2 separate regions of the Homo sapiens genome follow, and region 1 is linked to region 2. Evidence: chromatin loops called from intact Hi-C (ENCODE). Cell type or tissue: Caco-2. All regions are shown on one strand. Each heading gives the region's core, and the rest is flanking DNA. Links, peaks and the distances in the headings are about the cores only.

Evidence for each region. Hi-C counts contacts between places; a loop is a spot of excess contacts. Peaks named below come from ENCODE experiments on the same cell type or tissue, not always from the same donor. Only the 100,000 strongest peaks of a DNase experiment are listed, where the experiment ranks them.
Region 1: a loop joins it to region 2, with 9 times the contacts of the local background. A loop is called at or near these places in 5 of 110 quality-filtered maps.

What each region holds. Positions count from the first base shown.
Region 1 is chr18:27,138,720-27,147,065 of GRCh38, reverse strand. It overlaps CHST9 (carbohydrate sulfotransferase 9), which reads left to right. Exons shown (of 6, transcript NM_031422.6): 2 at 4,161-4,377. The coding sequence starts at 4,257. Among named protein-coding and RNA genes, the nearest start is that of CHST9, 42 kb to the left of the region's middle. In Caco-2, for the core only: no CTCF peak of the experiment used is centred there; no DNase peak of the experiment used is centred there; H3K4me3 peaks cover 1,107 bases.
Region 2 is chr18:27,194,983-27,203,328 of GRCh38, reverse strand. No RefSeq gene overlaps it. Among named protein-coding and RNA genes, the nearest start is that of CHST9, 14 kb to the right of the region's middle. In Caco-2, for the core only: no CTCF peak of the experiment used is centred there; a DNase peak (open chromatin) is centred at 5,268.

The sequences.
Region 1 (8,346 bases), core at 326-8,325, 56 kb after region 2:
AAAAATAAATGTCTGCTAAACTGGGAAACTCATAATTTAATTTATGTGAATTGTCTTCAGCAAGTAATTTATTGCTATACTTAAGTCCCAAAATACTTCCGTTTGTAGCCACAATTATTTAAAAAAATAATTTTTAAACTTTTGGAAAAGAGATGACAGAATGAAATAATTATATTTCTTTTCATAATTGTTAGAGATAAATAAAAAGATATGCAAATGAAAATATTTTTAACAAAGAAACATCGACCCTATCTTTTAGTATTTCTCCATGTTTCTTCATTTGGAGGTTAGGACTAAGGATTTACAAATACAACTATAAAAAGTATCAATTACCTGTATTTTGTTATTGGAGCTCCAAATTCAGTTCAATGCAACAAGTTTTTAAGTACCTTTTAGGCTCAAGATATTCTGTTTATGGGAAGGGAGAAGAAGGAGTTGTACAAAATACAGGAAGCCTTTGGCTGTAGAAATGTATAATGCTCGTACATAAAGCAGCATTATTCCAAGTAATTTAAATCTCCAGTAGTCTGCACTTTTTCCGCAGGCTTGGAGATAGATATATGATCTCCAAATAGGTGTGTTTTCCCATCACAGCTGACCTTCAGGTTTGCTTAAAGCAATCCTGCTGCTCCTACCACCTCACCTTTGTTTAATGAGAGCCATTTCCTAACGCCAACGTTGGGTTAATGGACTGAGATGGGAGAAAATCAAACATATCTCTCCATTTTACACCAGATTGCCTTTCTGCCTTGTGGCTTTAATCACTCAATCCTACTCACATCTGCCATAATAACAATTATGGGTTTTCTACTGCTTTCTCACCCAGGAGGATATGTCAGAGGATAGTAACATCTCCTGAAGAAAGGAAGGGCAAATTCTTAATCTTTTTCCAGCATCGTAGGTAATAATTTTCCTCTGCAAACCCCCGAGGAGTACTCCTTTTGGCTCTTACTCCCACCGTTCCCACAGGTTCGTGGCTCTGCTTGGATTTATGAGTTTTCTTCTAGCCTTTTCTCTTCTGAGATAAGTTTTAATTATGTAGACAGATTGTAAAAGTCTCTTTCTTCTTGTAAACAACTATTTCTTTGTTAGTACTAGATTTTGTTTAACTGGTTTCCTCCTTTCTGAATCTTCTTATGTACCCAGGAATTATGTCTGTTCATTGTTTAATGGCAGCATCAAGAGAAGAGAAAGCTGGCTTCATTTCATAGCTTCCCTTGAGGGATTCAATTTGGAACACCTCAAATTGCAAGTCTCCCTCGGGAACTGTTCTTTGTTACATATGTTTGGAAGCCCATAATATTTTAGTTTAGATTCAATATAAGAGCAAAGTATCACCCATCAAATAAGCAGTATGATAATACTCTCGGCTCTTCTACTTATTTAAAAACTTTCTTTACTACCTGAATCAAGGAAATGTCTGAAATCCTCAAAAGCACTAGTGAAATGTTAAACAGTTGCCCCTTCCTCAGAGAACTCAGAGAACTGGATTTGAGAAAGCATCTTAGGTAGCGCTGACAAACAGCTCTTACCCTGGCCCCTTCCAGGTCAGAGTTAAAATATAAAGAAGAATAACTATTCAGGCCAGGGGCAGTGGCTCACGCCTGTAATCCCAGCACTTTGGGAGGCTGAGGCGGGAGGATCGCCTGAGGTCAGGAGTTCAAGACCAGCCTGGCCAACATGGTGAAACTCCATCTCTACTAAAATACAAAAATTAGTCGGGTGTGGCTCAGCTAATTCTAGCTACTTGGGAGGCTGAGGCAGGAAAATCGCTTGAACCTAGGAGGTGGAGGTTGCGGCGAGCCAAGATTGCGGCACTGCACTCCAGCCTGGGCGACAGAGTGAAACTCCACCACAAAAAAATAATAAACAAAACAAACAAACAAACAAACGGAAAAGAAGTATTCATGACATGATATTTTTCTCATTTTGCATAAGAACTTTTAACTATTTGGTGGGTTTTTTTTTCTAATCAAGAAATCATTCTAATTACTTAATACATTCACTTCTAATTCTGAATTCTTACATTATCTTTGAAGCTCATTTGTTTGAGAACTGGTTTTTTATTTTGTATTTTTTTTTGAGACACGATCTTGCTGTGTTGCCCAGGGTGGAGTACATTGGCACAGTCACAGCTCACTGCAGCCACAACCTTTCAGGCTCAAGGGAAATGCCAGCCAGCCTTAAGGACTGTAGAAACGCAGGGTTGACAGGAGGGCTCCCATTGAGTCATCTCTTGTTCTGATTTCTGAGGTCATTTTTTGAGCTCCTTTAAGAGATGAGGAATTCTATCACCACAAAGTTAAATGTGGTATCATGGATATCAGCTACAGTTTTTTTGTTTTTGTTTTTTATTTATTTATTTATCTATTTATTTGAGACAGAGTCTCGCTCTGTTGCCTAGGCTGAAGCGCAGTGGCCTGATCATGGCTCACTGCAGCCTCCACCATTCTGGGCTCAAGTGATCCTCCTACCTCAGGCTTTCCAGTATCTGGGACTAGAGGCCCATGGCACCACGCTGGGCTAATTTTAAAATCTATTTTATTTTTTGTAGAGACAGGGTTTCACCATGCTGCTCAGGTTGGTCTTGAACTCTTGAGGTCAAGCAGTCCTCCAGCCTCAGCCTTCCAAAGTGTTAGGATTACAGGCATGAGCCACCTCGCCAGCCCTGAAAATTGGTTTTGCCAAGAATACCTAAATATTATCCTTTAACCAGACAAGCAATTTCCCACAGCAGTTTTTAACTTTTAACTGGCACCCCATAAAACACCTCTTAGGCAAAATCAATATTTTCCATCAAAGACTCTCCTCAAATATTTTGAGGCAATGGAATAGAAGAGATAACTTTTTGATGCAGCAATGTGCATGATATCTTCACATTTAAGAAACATTTATTCGGCTCACCCAGAGGGGTTGTGTTCTGTGGCCAAGGAACTGAGCCAGGGTTTCTGGCCAGCGTTAGATACAAAGCCGTGACCTTGGCCCCATTAGCCGGGCTGCTAACTAGGTGAGCTCACCACACGGCTTACTGCATACTTGTGTGGCAGTTCATTGGGAACAGGGATTCTTTTTGTTTGTTTGTTTTTTCTATTTTTATTTTTATTTTATTTTACTTTAAGTTCTGGGATACACGTGCAGAACGTGCAGGTTTGTTACATAGGTATACATGTGCCATGGTGGTTTGCTGCACCTATCAACCCGTCATCTAGGATTTAAGCTCCGCATACATTAGGTATTTGTCCTAATGCTCTCCCTCCCCTTGCCCCCCATCCCCCAAGAGGCCCTGGTGTGTGATGTTCCCCTCCCTGCATCCACGTGTTCTCACTGGGGAACAGGGATTCTTAATGTGGGTTTCAGTGAAGGTACATGAACACTTTGGCATTTTATGTAAGATTTTGTAAATCTTTTCTAAAGAGAGGGCTCACATTTTCATCAGATTCTCAAAAAAGGATGCAATTTTTTTAAAAAAAATAAAAGGTTAAGGTTATATTAAACGAGATTGTTCTAAAAGAAAATCTGTTCAGTATTTTTAAAAAAATAAAATAGCTCTTTATTACTGAGGTAGATTTCTGTAATCTGAGGTAGATTTCAGTAATTTCATGTTATTGTGGGAGGGGTCCTTGAACCCTGACCTTTTATTATTTATCTTTTTATGCCTCTGAAGGATTTTAAATGTGCTCTTTAAATTGGAGAAATCTGTTACTTTATATGAGAGAAAAATGATATTACACCTTCAATTTTTGAACTTTATATATTCTTAAGACAGGAGGTGATTTTTCCTTACATTCTACAAGCATGTTTTTCAAAACCCGTCCTTTAACAACCCATTCTGTTATTCTTCCTACTTGCAATTATTTTAAGGTATCCCAAACCTTACTTTACACTTTACAATACAGGAGGACTTAAGTCTGGCCAGACTTTGCCTAACTAAATGTTAGGATGTTACTTATTAACTGTAGGATAATACATTCCTTAGATAAGATAAAAGTATGCAATAGAAAATTGCCATTCTAGGAACACCTACTACAGTCTTTTCTGTCTTCAGAGCATTAGTGTGCACATTAAGTCTTCAGCCTTGTTGAGATAGTGAATATTTATGCCGTATTTGAGAATTAATATTAGCAGAAATGTACAATGTAGATTTCTTTTTAAAATTCTAGGTTACTTTATGGAATTGGGCTCTTAGAGAACAAGAAAAGACTGAAGTTTTACGGGAAAACAAATCATGTGGTCTTCAGATTCTGAAATAAGGAGAAATGCAGCCATCTGAAATGGTCATGAACCCCAAACAAGTCTTCCTCTCTGTGCTGATATTTGGAGTAGCTGGGCTACTCCTCTTCATGTATTTGCAAGTCTGGATTGAAGAACAACATACAGGTAACACATGTGCTTTTTCTTCTATTTTAATTGTAACAATAATAGCTATTTTTAAATTAAATTAGTTGTGATGCTTATTAATATATTGAGAATCACAATATTTTCAACAACAAAAAATGAGTCATAAGATAAAATTCCCAGCTCCTAAAAGGAAGGAAAATTATACAACTCTGGTAGGCATTTGTTTGGTGGCTTAACAATGGAAATTTTTGTTATCTCAGTGGGGGAATAGCAGTGCTCCCACAGTCCAGCAAGAACTGCTTGTAGAGAATTTGTCTCCAAAAGTATAGCATTTATCCTACTTCTTATCTGTCCATGGAGCATCAGGCATAAGCCTAAAAGGCCCTGAATGTACAGCAGCCTCTCCTTTAATTCTGTCTTAATTTATATTGATACTCAAAATTGGTATAAATATCATTTAATACCTTTATTATAAAGGAGGGGTTGGCAAATCTTTTCTATAAAGGACTAGATCATAAATGTTTTACTCTTTGCAGGCCATACCATCTCTACCACAACTACTCAATTCTGCTAATATATCAAGAAGCAGCCATAGATTACATGTAAACAAATGGAACAGGCTGTGTTCCAATAAAACTTTATTTACAAAAACAGCTGGTGGGCCAGATTTGGTCCACAGGCAATAGTTTACTGATCCCTGCTGTGCTCATCTTGTACTTTTGTCTTTCAATTTGCAATTGCTGCCCATTGGAGGCACTCACTTACTGTTAAAAATGATTATATTTATAATGATATAGTATTATTAAAGTAAAAAACTTAGAATATCATAGAAATGTATACATACAGATCTTGTGAAGTTCTGATGGTTTCCATTGGTAGAAATAGACTATGGCTTATGACTGTTAAGGATAATAAAGTAAAAGCAGAAGAATGATTTTTTGATTGTCTCCAGTTGTGGCCCATTTTCTTTTTTTTTTTTTTTTTTAAGTTATTCTAGATATAAAACCCTTAAGAATCTTCTCCAAAAGACAATTTAATACTGAGTTACAACTATGATTATTTTTAAAATTGTTTCCATTTTTAAATTCCTTTCTTTGGTTTATCCTCCTACTTTTTTTTTTTTTTTTTTTTTTTTTGAGTCGGGATTTTACTCCTGTCGCCCAGGCTGGAGAGCGATAGCATGATCTTGGCTCACTGCAACCTCTGCCTCCCAGGTTCAAGTGATTCTTCTGCCTCAGCCTCCCAAGTAGCTGGGTCTACAGGCACAAACCACTGCACCCGGCTAATTTTTGTATTTTTTGTAGAGACGGGGTTTCACCATGTTGACCAGGCTGGTCTATTTTGTTGTTGTTTGTTTGTTTTTGAGACAGAGTCTTGCTCAGTCGCCTAGGCTGGAGTGCAGTGGCGCGATCTCAGCTCACTGCAAGCTCCGCCTGCTGGGTTCACGCCATTCTCCTGCCTCAGCCTCCCAAGTAGCTGGGACTACAGGCGCCCGCCACCACGCCCGGCTAATTTCTTTTTTTTTGAATTTTTAGTAGAGACGGGGTTTCACCATATTAGCCAGGATGGTCTCGATCTCCTGACCTCGTGATCCACTCGCCTAGGCCTCCCAAAGTGCTAGGATTACAGGCGTGAGCCACCGTGCCCCGCCCAGGCTCGTCTTGAACTCCTGAGCTCAAGTGATCCACCTGCCTTGGCCTCCCAAAATTCTGGGATTGGGATTATAGGCGTAAGCCACTGCCCCTGGACAACACTTTTGATGTATTTAATTTATATAGTAACTTTGTGAAAAGAGGTTGCATATAATGATTTTCTAAAGAATATGTAACATATTGTCAAAATATATTCTTAATTCCCTTTACAGTTTACATAAACTATTATGCTAACTTTTCTATACTACTGAAATAATTTATCATAATAACATCATATTTAATGAAACCACCTGTAGTAAAATATATAGGCTAATTCCTCCTGAAATATAACCCTTAGCATAGATCCTGTAACATAGTAAGCCTTCAGTAAGTTTTTGTTGAATGAATGAATGAATGAATGAATGGATTGAAAATTCACTGAAGACTATAGACTGAAATACAGCAAAGGAAGAAGAAAGAAAAAGATCTCATTATTTTGAGTTTTGCTCATATCATGGTCTCATAACAAATTTCACAAAAAGACTATCACAGCAAGATTTTAATACTTAAGGGAAAATATATTCATATGTATAGACTACTTTTTTGCAGAAATGTGTTTAGTCTGTCACTAAGAAATTATATATCTAAGGAAACAGGTTAATAATACCATACATATAAAATGTAGTTTACCAAATGTGTCCATAAGCATTAATAGCTACCATTTATGGAGAGCTTAATAAGTGCCAAATGTTTACATAAATTTTCTGTAATCCTCATATCTTACTAGGTGAGTATTATTCTAAATTTACAGATGAGGAAAATGAGACTCCAGAGGGATAAGGGGCGTATCCAAGGCTTTGCATGGCCTTGTTGCAGAGGGGAAAGCCTGGATTTGAACCCAGGTTGTACTGCTACGAGGTCCACGCCTCTGCTCAATGTATCACTTCCATGAAGGAAAAAGGTGAATATTATTATTTCTCTATAGCACAGATGAAGCAAGGGAGACTCAGAAAGTTTAAATGACTTAACCTGTAGCTATAAAGCTACAGGTTTTTGAAGTGTAACCCATACCTAGGTTTTCCTAATTGTCGGAATCCCTGAAAGAGTCTCCTAACCAAAACACTGGATTATGTAGGCATATAATTATAAATGCAGTAGTATCAGTACAGATGTTTTAAAATCACTGAAATTGGTAAATTAAATGACATACAGATGTGTAACTTCTTCTACAAGATTAAATCTTAACTTGAGTTCATAATTTTCCCAAGTGTTGGAAAATTATTTTCCTTGGTTAAGACTGGTAAAACACTTACCATTTATTCTCTTAAATTTTATTTGTAATTTTGATAGAAGTGCTTTCCCTGATTCTTGATATATTTTAAATGAATTATGTAATATTTCATAAACTACTCATGACAAAAAGCATAAATGTAAAAGTCAAGAGTCCTGTAGATAACTATTTCTCTGACGAAAAACTGTAATATTCTTTAAGAAGACTTCCATCTGAAGTTCTGCCTTATACTAGGTTAGTGCTGTGAGTTGAAATTCTGCAGTTTTCTAGGTAGGCAGACATTTATTTTTTATATATATATATATGTGTGTGTGTGTGTGTGTTTCAAATAACATCAGGAGCATTAGGCATTTTTAAAGGCAATCTCTTTTTAAATAAATAAATATATGAATATGTGCTTTGATGTTAAGTTTAAAAAAATGGAAAATCTGTCTTTTGGACACTTTAGAACTGTCACTCAAAGAAACTTTGAAAGATGAGCTGGTTTGGTTCCTGAGACTTTCTATAAGTAATGCTGGTTTTAAAATCTAAATGGCTTTGATCACACATATATTTCAGTTATATATGAGAATTCTTAGGTTTTCTTCGTGTCTTTTATTTGAGGCTTTTCAAATCTAAGATATGGACTATTTTCTAAGCCTCCCTGGTTTTCTTGGGTTTTTCGTATTAAAATAAAATACTTTAGAATCCAAAAAATCTGAAATATGCTCTGATATACTGGTAAAGGATTATGAAAACAGATTTTTTTGGAAGTAAAGAGAAGCTGTATGACAGAGAAATTAAAATCTATCCAATTATGCAATAGAGTTCCATAATACCATCTACTTTTTCAATATCACTATCCATTAATTTATCCATTTCCTAGTGCTAATTTGCAGTATGTTGATATGTTATCACAAATTTTATTTTAGTTTTTTTTTTCGTAGTTGTTACAGGTACAAGTTTTTCATTCAGAAGGATCTTGAAAAATCTCAGATCTCCTGTTTGTTAGCTTTGTAACCCTGGGCAAATTTCTTTGCCTCTCTAAGCCTCAGTTTCCTTATCTGTAAAATGAGGATAGTCATATTTTTCACAGAGGGTTGCAGT
Region 2 (8,346 bases), core at 323-8,322:
CAATAGCCTCTTTTTACCATGCACTCTGCCACACCCTGCCACAGCTCTTTTTGGATAAGAGCTAGGCCAAAATGATGATTCAGGCTCAGTTTAGGGCTCAGAGGAACTTTGATTAAAACAACAACAAAAATTGTAAAACCCCAAACCAAACAGTACAGAAACTAGAGTTTAGAAAGACAGGCCAAATGACCTGGGTACCTGATGCAGGGGCTGAGAAAACTGCCAGGTCAGAGGCATGGCAGCCCTGAATTGGCTGGTTTTTAGGCTGCTTGGCTGAAGGAAAGAACAAGTCAGTAATCGCTCTGCCCCAGGGAAGGCTGAGTGGGCACTGAGGTGTTCTATTACCCAGCATATAAGCAGGAGAGCAGCAGCAGCCATGGCTTACCAGTGAATCCCATCTGACTGCCACTTCCTTTCTAAATTGAACAACAGCCAAGAAAAGTACAGCTTGAGATTCTCCTCTCACTCATGTTCTATTTTCCTTAGTCCTAGCCAGAGATCTTCTATTCAGATGCCTCATTGCAAGCTGGACTCCTCTTTTCCGCAGCTGCAGCCTGATTGAGGAGAATGCAGTTCCATTGGCACCTCCAAACATGAATTAACGTAATCATGTTAACCAATATCCCCTGAGTCCCAATTTTCCAAAGGTTAATAAAATACACAAGGACCTTGATGTATCAACCAAACACCCTAAACATTGAGAATTAAATTCAAATTTACTTATTCCAAGCTGGAAAACTGCATATATATAACTTAGACCCACACTGCTATTGTCAGTCATGCTACTAGAAGAATGAGATCACCTAAGTGGCCAAAAAACCAAATCTTTTGTGGTTCACCTTATTCAAATACCAGCAAATCTAGGGCACTTACACCAAATCCCTTAGACCTGTGAGGAGCCAATGATTTGGAATTCCCACTTACTGCATGATTAGGATTGCCTTTCTGTAGACATTATTTTTTGTTTTTGTGTGTGTGTGTGTGTTTTTTTGGTTTTTGTTTGTTTTTGTTTTTTGAGACAGAGTCTCCCTCTGTCACTGAGGCTGGAGTGCAGTGGCATGATCTCGGCTCACTGCAACCTCCACCTCCTGGGTTCAAGCAATTCTCCTGTCTCAGGCTCCCCAGTAGCTGGGATTACAGGCTCCCATCACCACACCCAGCTAATTTTTGTATTTTCAGTAGAGATGGAGTTTCACCATGTTGGTCAGGCTGGTCTCGAACTCCTGACTTCAGGTGATCCACCCGCCTCGGCCTCCCAAAGTGCTGGGATTACAGGCGTGAGCCACTCGTGCCCAGCTGACATTGTTTTAATCCATTTCATGTTTTGTACCGAATAGTAGGCATCTCATTGTATTTTGTATCTCAGCCATTGGCCTATGCCCCTGATGATCTCCCTCAATAAATCAGTCTTGTTACTGTTACCAAAGTGACATAATTGTTTAACATTCTCAACCTCTGTCTGAAGTGCTAGAAGTTTGGACTGTAAAGTTCCACATCTGAATCATGCATATTCCTATAGGCTCTAACTATTCCTTTTAGGATTTCCTGCCTCAAAATCTGGAATTTCAGCTTGTGCAGCTCTTCTCCAAAATATGTTTTACAAAAATACCTGTAGCATTTCTACAAACAGCCTGTAAGATCTGAAGACTTTATAGACCACCCTGAGCTCCCTGAATGTTAGCGGAGAGAGAAATATCTTCCAGGCTTAGTGTTCTCCTTCCCAATTTACTTTATTACTTTGGAGTCCTGTATTATCTGGTTACTCTTTTGATAATGTCACAGCTCACAAAAATACAATCAGTTTGGAGAAATTTGGGTTGAAAACAACAATCAATCACCTTTACTGTTCAAATGTTTCTTATCTAGCCACTAGCTGTTCAACATTTCAGTCTATTTGCTGTTTGTGGGAAGCAGAATTCTAAGACAGCTCACAAGATTCTCAGCCCCTTGTATATGCGCACTGTGTTCCAGTTATTCAATGAAACACTAATTGAGGTGTTGCTGTTGAAAAGATCCTGCAGATGCAATTAGTTCCAAAATCCATTGACCTTCAGATAGGGAAATATCTGGGCAGGCCTGACCTAATCACATGAGCCCTTTAAATGTGGGTTCAGGGGTCAGAGAGAGAGAGAGAGAGAGAAGTCAGAGAGATTTGAGGTGTGATGAAGAATTAACGATGACTTTGGGGTTGCTCATGCCTATAATCCAAGCACTTTGGGAGGCCGAGGCAGGCAGATTGCTTGAGTCCGGGAGTTCAAGACCAGCCTGGGCAACATGGTGACACCCCGTCTTTACAAAAACTACAAAAATTAGTAGAATGAGATGGTGCATGCCTGTAATCCCATCTACTTGGGAGGCTGAGGCAGGAGGACCATTTGAGCCTGTGATGCAGAGGTTTCAGTGAGCCAAGATCACGCCATTGCACTCAGCTTGGGCGACAGAGTAAAACCCTCTCTCTCTCTCTCACACACACACACACAGACACACACAACTAACAATGACTTTGGAAATGGAGGGGGCCTCTTGGCAAAGAAGTGCTTGGTTTTTAGGAGCTGAAAATATCCCCCAGTTGACAGCCAGCAGAGAAATGGAACTCTCAGTTCTACAACCACAAGGAACAGATTTCTGCCTCTGGAAAGTGGATCCTGAGCTTCAGATGAGAACACAGCCTGATCAACACCTTGATTTCAGCATGTGGGACCCTGAGCAGAGGACCCAAACAGGCTGTGCTTGGACTTCTGACTTACTGATCTTTTATCTAATACCTGGATGTTGTAGTAACAGTATTCTGTAGCAACGGAATACATTCAACTATTTCTTACCTAGCCATTTATCATGCAAGTTTTATAGAGTTTGCCTTCCAGACTACTTTTTAAGGCTATTGCCCAGAATTTGAATCCATAATTGAACTTTACATATAGAAGACAGCAGTAGGGTGAGAATGTAAGGAGCATAATGTAAGGAGCATATCTGAGTCCATGATGTTTCCATATAAGGCCTTATAGCACTTGTAATGATCCATCAAGACTTCCTTTTTAAAAGAAGAGAAATCATGACTTTGTCTACTACCCAGATGTTCAATATAAACCAGTTTTTCATTTATCAAATGCATAAAAGCTTTCACTGACAGCTTTGGAATAAAACATATTTCCTTCACAAATTCCATTGTATGTATACAGCCATATATCACTTAACAATTGGTTCTGAGAAACATGTCATTGGCTGATTTCATCATTGTGTGAGCATCATAGAGTGTACTTACACAAACCTAGATGGTATAGCCTACTACACACCTAGCTATATAATATACCCTATTGCTCCTAGGCTACAAACCTGTATAGATGTCACTGCATTGAATACTGTAGGCAACTGTAATACAATGATAAGTATTAGTGTATCAAACATGCTAAACATAGAAAAGGTATAGTAAAATTACAGTATTATAATCTTACGAGAACACAGTTATATGTGTGGCCTGTCTTTGAAATGTCATTACATGGCATGTGACTCTCTCTCTCTATATATATATGTGTATACCCATACATACACACACACACATATATACATTTGAGAACTTTTTAAGCTGTGTATTTTATTTTCTAAAATTGATATATTAACTATAATTTTGTATTACATGTAGATTTCAGGTTATAATTAGTCATAGTGAAAAAATTCAGCAATATTTTAATTCAGTACATAATATCATTTATTGTTGAAACTACTCAACTCAACAGGAAATGTTTTAGATACCAATGTGGGTGAGAGGATACATAAAGGAAAACTGATATTTTCAAGAATTAAGACAATAATGAGTTAGTACTCCCAGGATATAAGTATTTAAGGTATAAACGTTCACTGAAAAAGAAAAATGAGAAAAAAAAAAGTCAAGAATAATAAGTGGTTTTCTTTTCTAGCACATGGAAAAAATAAATATGTCTTACCAGTGTATTATGATAGTAAAAAATAAGGAGAAAAATGTCATCAAGGACGACAACATGTTATCCACTGATTAAACCTCTCTAGGGACCTAGGGGCACACAAAGATGACCCAGAATAGGCTTGAGAGAGAGAAACTGTGGATGGAAATATAATAACCACCCACAAACATTTGAACATTACACCAGAAATGGAACTATATATCATTTCATGCCAGCTACAACTGAAAGTGATAACAGAAATTTACAAAGAGGTCAGTTTAGCTTAATCTTATATAAAAGTTCTCAGTAGTAATCCATTATCTTTGGGGTTTGGGAAGACTAATAATTTGATGCGGTGGATGTGCTTTGTCAGAATAAATTCATGACCCAGGTCAAATTTAAGTGTTTTATTTTTTTAAAGTTTTTACTACTGTCACATTTTAAAACATCTTTATATTTTTTATTTCCCCAAATACCTTTTATCTAAAAAATATTTTTGATGATTATTTGTATTTATAGTAACTCTGTTTCAGACATTTCTGAAAACTGGAGACTTTTTTTCAACTCACCAAGGTGATAATCAGTGCAAAATCAGTGTAAAAACTTAGTAAACTAGCAAGTGATATTACTTTGTCCTAAAAAGGATAATAATTTTTTTATATTGAGCAAAGCATTTTGCTGACTAAAATATAATATGTCTTACTCATAGTTCAATGCAGGCTAGACTGTCTTAAAATATAGATAAGGAAAGACATATTTAGGTGCTGAGAATCATAAAGATAGCATTTGTAAAAATTTTTAATTTTTAAAAAAGAGTAGTTCTGTGAAGACTTGTTGAATGCATTACTGAAACAATATTCCCACCACAAACAGCTGTTGTAATTTTTTTTAAATATTATGTAATGTATTTCATTCTTGCTTAAGACTAATATTTACCCAGAAAGATAATGGAAAGCTGCAAAACACATAAGAAAAATCTATAATCACTAAAGACATATTATAAACATAGTTTTAAGAAAGGACAGCTGATTAATTCACCCATGAAATATTTACTTGGGGCAGACTGTATTGATGGCCCTGGTTCAAACTGCAATAAAGTCAACAACAGTAGTCTTAACAAAGGCTATTTTAGCAATAATGAAAATGCTTGACTGAAATTCTTGAAAGGCTATGAAAAGTTTGAAGTTCAGCTTTAACACCGATAAGCAGAGCTATGTGTATTCTAAAGTTCAGTTTGATATAGTATTACCTGTGTTGCCAGCGGCAAGTTTCCTATAGATTACATCTCTCCATTCTCTCCACTTTTTTCCCATTCCGACTGCTAAGACATTTGTCCAGGCCACTATCATCTCTTGCCTAGATTAATGTGTCAGTTTCCTCACTCATTCTCTGCCTCCAGCCTTGCGCAGTCACCTCTCTGCCTGCAGCCTTGCACAGTTTCCATGCTGCAGACAGCATGAGCTTTCTGAAGTGTTAATCCCTTGTTTATTACCTCATTCTCCCCATTGATTTTGGAATAAAGTTCACACTCTTAAAACAACATGCAAGACCCTTGGTACCATTTGCAACCTCATATTACTCACTCCATCAGGGTCTATGCTGCAGCCATGCTAAGCTGCTCTTTGTTCTCCAAATATGCCATGTTCTCTCTCTCACCCCTGGAACTGGATAAATATTTTTCTCGCTGACCAGAAAGTCCACTTTCCTTCTCATCCCCTCTCTTTGTTTCCTATCCCCTCCCTTCATGCTTGAAATTAATTGCTCCTTGTAGAAACTATCTTTGATTCTCCTTAACTGCTACCCCAAGGTTAAGTGGTCCTCCTGGTTTCTTCCGAGGCATTGCCTTGAATGAATACTCAGTACCTTGAGACCCACTGACCTTATATTCCCAACACCAAACATACACCCAGACCACAGTAGACAATAAATATGTTAAATTAAATAAATGGTTAAATACATGTATCAGGATGAGACCCTGTACTACATTTTTTTTTTTTTTTTTAAGACAGGGTCTTACTCTGTTACCAAGGCTGGAGTGCAGTGTTTTAATCATAGCTCCCTATAGCCTTGAACTCCTGGACCCAGGTGATCCTCCCACCTCAGTCTCCTAAGTAGGTAAGACGACAGGTACATGCTACCACACTGGTTACTTTTTAAAAGCTTTTTGAAGAAATGAGGGTCTCACTGTGTTGCCCAGGCTGGTCTTGAACTCCTGGCCTCAGGCAATCCTCCCACCTTAGCCTCTTAAAGTGCATTTATTAAATGATGTGATTGAACTGAAAATATATTTATTCTTTGGTCTGTAGAACCCATCTTTATGACTTCTATTTAGCAAACAGAGGAGTCCAACATTGAGAAAAGTTTAATAAATGGGCTATTTGCAAAGATGTGGGTGAGTTTTAAGGAAATCACCCAGGAATAGTGTAGAATCTCGGGGTTTATTGAAGGGAATTGAAGGTGGTGCAGAGTTAGTACTCTTAGTCCTGGGAAAGGAGGGAGTGTGGTTCCAGGACCCAGCACTGGTAGCCAGCTATTGAAAATACCTTTGGAAAAGCATCTCAGCTCTCTGTCCTAACCCCTAACCCCACCCCTCTCCAACAACTTGGGAAACTGGGAGCCAAGGGAATAAATATCTCTCTTCTCTTTTCTCTTGTTCTCTGACCTCCAACTCCACCATTCCTGTTAGCAAAACCCAACCAGAAGCCAGAAGGCAAGGAAATCTGTGAATAGAGTCCATGCAGATTTGTGCTCCAACAAAGGGCAGGGTGGGGAGGGTACCGTCTGGGTGTGGAGAGGCAAACAGAAAAAAATCATCACAGTGATCTAGTATTTCAAGAATTAGAAAACTGTAACAATTTTTCAACATTACACCAAGACAAATGCCTAAGTTAAGAGAAACACGTCCTAACACCAACTTGGAACTAGTCTTATAATCAGCATGTTTCAATGAATTAAAATAACCTAATCTTCTAATGAAATGGTTAAAATTACTTTGCCTCATATGCTCCTTTCTCCTATGTTCCCAATCTTCTCATTTCTGATAGAAACATCACATAGTAATGTCATTCATCACCTTTGAAGTCTCCTTTCTTAAAGCCATTGCTTTAAGAAATTTTAAGCCCTTACATTAGGGATAAAAGAAGGTATCTTGGCATTGCAAACTTTATTTAAATGAGTAGAAGAAACTAGAGATGTTTGAGTAGGGCAGTTCAGTGTGGGTAGAAGGTGAGAGTTTGAAAGTCTAGGTGACATCAGAATTGTGAGTTTCAGAGTTGAGCGAGTTTCAGTGAGGTCCAGTCTGCACAAATACATTTTAACTATCTTTCCTCTGATTTTTTTTTTTTTTTTTTTTTGCATTTCTTACCCCCATCATATCTCCTGCAATTTTAAGCCTACAAATTTTCTGTATAACTCTAGGACACATTTTCTCTCCTGACTTATGTTGCCTCCAAGGATTTTGGACAGCCCACAATTTTAGAACATGATTAAAACAATAACAGCAAAACAGTGAAAAAAATTCCAAATACGGTGGAACACAACCAGCATCCACCGGGCAGTGGGATGAGGGCCTGTTGTTTCCTGTCATCAGAGAACAGTCTGTGGGCTCCACTTTGTGAGTGTGCAGCTCAAGCTGGAACTTTTCTTTAATAAACCTTAAAACCAAGCAAGTCTCTGAGATTACTGTTGTTTCAAGGTGTAAAAGTCTAAAGAGGTCAACAATTTTAGTGGAAATACCAATGATAAAAATGGAAAGAGACACTAAGAGATCTTCAATCTGCAGACCACTTTTTAGCCACAGGAAATATCTATTCATCACATATGAAAAGCTCACCAGAATTAATTATAGGACTGATCCTGAATTTCATGATGAACCAATGGTGTGATTTATGATTTTCATTAAAAATGTACACTAGAAACAGAAGTAATTGACTTGCTATATTGTATGAGTGTATGTATGTGTGTATGCATAATGCAGGCATAAGGGGGCCCACATTATGATTAACAACATAATTATTTACACACACCTAGGGATAGGCCCAAATATGGAACATTCTTCAAGGAGAAAATTTTCTATTTTAAAAGATCTTTAAAAGATGGTTGCTCATGCCTGTAATCCCAGAACTTTGGGAGGATGAGGTAGGAGGATCACTTGAGTCCAGAGTTCAAGACCTGCCTGAGCAACATAGGGAGACCATGTCTCTACAAAAATATCAAAATAAAAAATTAGCCAGGCAGGATGACATGCACTTGTAGTTCCAGCTACCTGGGAGGCTGAAGTGGGAGGATCGCTTGAGCCCAGGAGCTCAAGGCTGCAGTGAGCTATGATTGCATCACTGCATTCCAGCTTGGGTGACAGAGCGATATCCTGTCTTAAAAAATATGTATATATAAAATCTATATTAACTCAACTATTGTCTACTGACATCCA